Regions from separate parts of the Homo sapiens genome. Here region 2 is linked to region 1. The links are chromatin loops, found by intact Hi-C in ENCODE. Cell type or tissue: heart right ventricle. All regions are shown on one strand. Each heading gives the region's core, and the rest is flanking DNA. Links, peaks and the distances in the headings are about the cores only. Region 1 overlaps GXYLT1 (glucoside xylosyltransferase 1). Region 2 has its middle 130 kb from the start of LINC02461.

Region 1 (2,819 bases), core at 99-2,598:
ATTGCAACATCAAACTCCTGGGCTCATGCCATCCTCCCACCACAGCCTCCTGAGTAGCTGGGACTTAAGGTAAATGCCACCATGTCCAGCTAATTTTTTATTTTTAGAGACGGAGTCTTGTTATGTTGACCATGCTAATCTTGAACTCCTAGCCTCAAGCAGTCTACCTACCTCAGCCTCCCAAAGTGCTGGGATTATAGATGTGAGCCACTGTGCCTGTCTGTGTATGTGTGTATGCATGTGTGTATATGTATGTATATATACACACAGCAGTGGGGTTGCTGGATCATATGGTAGTTCTATTTTCAGTTTTTTGAGGAATCTCTATATACTGTTTTTTTTTATAGTGACTGTAGTAATGTATGTTCCTACCAGCAGTGTATGAGTGTTTCCTTTTCTCTTCATACCTTTGCCAGGATTTGTTTTTTGCCTTTTTGATAATAACCATTTTAACTGGGTGAGATGTTCTCTCATTGTGGTTTTAATGTGCGTTTCCCTGATGATTAGTGATATTGACCATTTTCATATACATCTTGGCTGTTATGTTTTATTTTTCAGTTTAAAACACCATACAAGTAGTTTGGATTGAGGATTAATTTAAAAGCATTTAAAGATCTTCTTTTCCCTTTCTGCCAGTATTGGTGGCATTTTTATTATGTTTGAGGATAAGCAAATATTTTGTTTGTCCCAAAGGGATTTTGTTCTAGGGGTATATGTGTAGCCTGTGAAGAAAATTTTAGAAGACATATTTGTCTGTGTTATCTGAGGAGGGGATTTTATCAGGAGACTCTCCGACGGAAACACTGTTTCCCAATCTATAGTATAGTCTACCTTCAGGGTTTTAAAGTTCTATTTAAAATAATGGTGCCCTAAGTAAGGGAGAAATCAGTTTTCCAAAATCTTTATCATAGCAATTTGGATTTATAATTTTATTTGCTTTAAAATAGAACAGTAAGTTATCGTGTTACTGAGTAAATTCCTTGTTAGTTCCAAACCAAAATACTCACACAGGACTCTTATTTCTGTCTTACTCTGTTAGGTGTAAAGATTTCTCTCTGTGTTACTGGAATCCCTATTGGATGCTGCCCTCTGATGTTTGTGGAATGAACTGCTTTTGGGAAGCGGCTTTTAGGTAGGCACTTAATATTTAATTGGTAGATCAGTGTAGATAAGGTTAGATAGTTGATAATAAAACCTTTGTAATAGGATGTAAGAATGTTTCTTATGATATTATACAAATAATTTATTTTCTTATTGGGTTTTCTATTTTTCCCATTTTGTAGTTGTTATTGCTATTTTTTAGTACATACTGTGTATAAATGCTTTAAATTTTCTTAGATGTTATTAAGACAAACCACTGTTCTTAAGAGAATTTATGATCTAACTTTTGGTAACAGTTGATAAAGTGATAAACTAGGATAAAAATAGGCTTCTACTGACGTTTACAGATATATCTATATATATAAAATATGGCATTTATCTAAAAGCTTGTGTACTATAGTGGATGGGGACAACTGGAGAAGGATTATATTCGTTATTAGTAGAGAGATTGAATACTGGGAATAGGAGGATAAAGATAAGTATTTAATGGAGGAGCAGATGGAGGAGCAGCTCCTGGCTACTTCTTCCTTTAATGTTTATTGACCTTTTAAGTTACTGACTAGTTCGGCTTTATTCACTTCTCTGGATAATGAAGGTATTGGGTACTCTGACCTCTTAGGTCCCTTCCTGCTCTAATCTAGAATGAAAGAAACAGGTATTGATAAGAATACGATAAGGCAGTGACTCTCAGACTATCTCCCTGATACAGTGGCAGAGGAGAGTGGGGCAAAGGTTTGAAATGCTCTTCCCAAGAGTAAAATTCCTTAGAAGAGTATCTATTTACTGCGTCTTTATGATTCATTTAAATAGTCTAGGTTGGGTATGGTGGCTCACGCCTGTAATCTCAGCATTTTGGGAGGCTGAGGCGGGAGTATTGCTTGAGCCCGGGAGTTCAAGACCAGCCTGGGCAACAAAAGCAAGACCCTGTCTCTACAAATTTTTTTTTTAAATTACCCAGGCATGGTGGCATGCGCTGGCTTGGGTGGGAGGATTGCTTGAGCCGTGGAGGTTGAGGTTGCAGTGAGCTGTGATGACGCCACTGCTCTTCAGCCCAGAGCAAGACCCTGTCTCAAAAAAACAAATAAAATAAATATTAATTCTACTCATTATATTTGCCACACGCTGTGCTAGGTGGTAAGCACTGGACTCTTGGGTCAGGTTAATTGTGGCTCCATCCTTTTGGAGCTTACGTTCTGATGGGAGTTTCACACTAGTAAACCTGAAATTACAATAGAGTGTGACAAGTTGTTGCTATGATGAGTCATCTTAAAGCATCAGGGAAGACTTGGAGGGAGTGACCAGATGATGATCTGGAAATTAGCTAGTTTCAAGGACAGGAGGTGAAGTGTTTGAGATAGGAAGAACTTCATTTTTAAAAACTTTTAATTAAAAAATTTATTTTTAATTGACAATAATTCTATGTATTTATGGGGCATAAAGCGATGTTTTGGTGTCTGTATATATTGTGGACTGATTATATCAAGCTCATTAACATGTTTATCATCTTACATATTTATCTTTTTTTTGTAATGGGCACATTTAAAACCTATTCTCTTCGCAGTTTTGAAATAAACATAATTATCTGTAGACACCTTGCTGTGCAGTAGATCTTGAGAACTTATTCCTTCTGACTGGAAGTTTGTATTGTATTCTTTGGTCAACATCTTTCCATCACATACTCTCTCCCACCCCTTCACCTCCAGTGCCTGGTAACCACC
Region 2 (2,819 bases), core at 254-2,753, 1.2 Mb before region 1:
GTGAAATTACTTAACCACTCTGTGTAAAATGAAGATGGTAATATTTTCTACCTGACAGGGTGGTTGTGAAGAGGATGCTAGCTACTCTATGAATTTTCCTGATAAAAGCACAATAGCAGATGAGTGGCACCTCTAGTAACAGATAATCTAGTTAACACTTAACCTGTGAAATATAATATTGAAATATAATATTGAAAGCATTCAAATAACATTACTAACAGCATATCTCAGAACATTAGGCCATCTTTGAACATGTGGCTCTAGACTGCAAACAGCCACAGCCAACCACTGAGGGACTCTCTCTGTCCTGTGTGGACAGACTGGATCCTTAGTAGTACTTCTATGACTTGGTGCAAGTCATCACCACATGTGCAGTGGTAGTAACACTAAGATTTCTCATTTGGCAACCAGCACATTTGACAAGAATATGAAACACTGGTGGGGTGGGGGATGGGAGCACAGGGGGCATGTGTATTCTTAGATTTAAACCTGTAGCTGCTCTTTTGTAAAATCCTTCTAATAAATATAACTTTCCTTCATGCTTTAAGGAAACATTTTTCATAGGATGTGAAGGATTTATGGTGGAAACTGCCTCACTGGAGATTCTAGGAAGCATCTTCACAGGGCCTAATGCTTTCTTACTTGGAACTCTCAAAGAAATGCAATTGAAGTGGCATATGATTCCTAAAATCATGGCAGGGCATTCGTCATTATCCTCATGAATATGGGATGAATGTTAGCCCTGTTCATTTAGTTTCTTCTGATCTAAGATCTTTTTATCCTGAAATTTCCACCCATAGTTGGCCTTTCATATCAAGCACAAAGACTTATGTACATTTTGTCTGATTCAATAACCTCTGGAGGAAGATAGCTAGTGTTATAGAAATGGAAAATTAATTAATAATACCATAGTATGCTCTTTTGTGCATCTCCATTATAGAGCAGCAATATGAGAAATTACTGGCTCCAACAAACAGGCATGTTTGTGTTGCTTTTTCTCAATTTGTGCAAGAACAATGAAAATCAGAATATTACTGTGGACAGATTTAACTCTGGGAACATAGAACTTCCTTCCAGTGCAATCATTTCAGTTACCTTTTCAAAAGGAAAATGAAACTTATTTTAAAAGCCAGGCTTACTTGAACTCAATGTACCCCCTGAGATCTGCCCCTCCCCACAATTGAAGCTTGTAACAGTGTTGTATTACAAAGACTATGAAGGAAATTGTACTCACTTTAAAATTATTTTCTTCCAATAAGTTCTTGTCTTCTTAATGAAATATATCATGTATTTACACATCATATTATCAAAAAGAGAAGACAAATAATTTAGCTTATATTATTAAATATGGCTAATTTAATATCCTACCACTACAGAAAGAAAATATTTGATTACTAAAACTGTTTTACTTTGAGGTGGACAAGAGAGGGCAGTCATGTATTTCATATCTAATTGTGCATACATTTTTCAGCTGTAAAGGATTGATTGGAGGAAAATGATTTTTTCAAAGGATTGCAAAAAATGTAAAATTAATATAAAACATTGACACACACATACTATTTTTTATAAGTAAAAACAAACAGGAAAAGAAACTTTTGGAAGATTACTATATAAATTGCTTTAAAGGTATTTGAGCAACCACATTAAAATAAGAGCAGACATAAAAATCATTTTCTGCTAGGCTTGATTTAATTCAATCTAAAATAAACAACCATTTAAAAATAATACTATTTGAAAAGAAAAGGAGAAAAACTCTTTTACAATCAAAATTTCACAGAAGCTAAATTTTGACTTGAAAAGAATGATGTCCTCTGACCTATAATATATAATCAAAATTGACAAAATTTATAACGGAAAAGAAGGGAATGGTCTCAACTCAGTTCCAACGAAAAGTCTGTTCCTGTCCCAAAGTACCTCCTAGTGACCTCCCATGAACCAGCCCACTGAACTGTCTGTGTGTAGGGGAGGTTGAGCTTGCAAACACTGTGTTGCTACAGGCCAGGAGGGAGCCAAGGGACAGGGCCTGCCCTGAGTCCTTGCCACTGCTGCCATTTTTTGCCCCCAGCACCACTCCATTGCATATCTAAAACATTTTCCTGCGGAGGATCCTAGAGCTTTGCAACTGAATTTCCTGAAATTTTTCAGCAGCCAGGTGTTAAATATAAAATCCCAGTAAAAGCCTTCAGAAAGATTTTCTTAGTTGACCTCAGAAGGAAAGGAGCCCTGGGGACAGCATCTTTATCCAAAGATCAAAATGTGAGGCAAACAGCCAGAAATAATCAGAAGCTTCAAAGCAAAGAAAGAAATCAGACTTTTTTCTTTTTTTTTCTGAAAGATAAGGGATTGTTCATTATAATCTTCTTCACAAGTATTCAGAGCTGGAGAACAAGTTTTAACTTTTGCTTTTTCTAATGTTTTAATGTTTTTATGCTCTTAAAGCTTTGTGTCTTATAATGGGAAAACTCAAAGCCCACTGGGTAGTCAGTTGCAGAGCAGAACTGTCTCCCCAGTCAATTTCAGTTTTTATCAAGACAGAATGCTCTGCAGAGGTAGATACATTTGTGAATTTGATCTTGTTGTTTATTGATCCTTACACAATTCTCTTAAATTGTCATAATAACAGCTATTACTCTGACACATTATCAATGGGAAATGAGGATTCAGAACAAAAAGGAGCTCGTCCTATTGTTGGGTAGTGAAGTGAAAGCAAGATTCATTTATTCATTCAGGCTTATAAAAATAGGCAGTTGGAAAAAGGGAATGAACGAGTGAACACTTAGTAAGCTCTCTCAATAAACGTTGAGTTACTTCCACTTCCA

What was found. Peaks named below come from ENCODE experiments on the same cell type or tissue, not always from the same donor. Only the 100,000 strongest peaks of a DNase experiment are listed, where the experiment ranks them.
Region 2: it touches region 1 in a loop (4-fold over the local background); 6 of 110 quality-filtered maps call a loop at or near these places.

Annotation. Positions count from the first base shown.
Region 1 is chr12:42,128,072-42,130,890 of GRCh38, reverse strand. GXYLT1 (glucoside xylosyltransferase 1) reads left to right here. Exons shown (of 8, transcript NM_173601.2): 2 at 1,040-1,132. Among named protein-coding and RNA genes, the nearest start is that of GXYLT1, 15 kb to the left of the region's middle. In heart right ventricle, for the core only: CTCF peaks have their summits at 886 and 1,090 (motif pointing left); no DNase peak of the experiment used is centred there.
Region 2 is chr12:43,280,934-43,283,752 of GRCh38, reverse strand. No RefSeq gene overlaps it. Among named protein-coding and RNA genes, the nearest start is that of LINC02461, 130 kb to the right of the region's middle. In heart right ventricle, for the core only: a CTCF peak has its summit at 1,415 (motif pointing right); no DNase peak of the experiment used is centred there.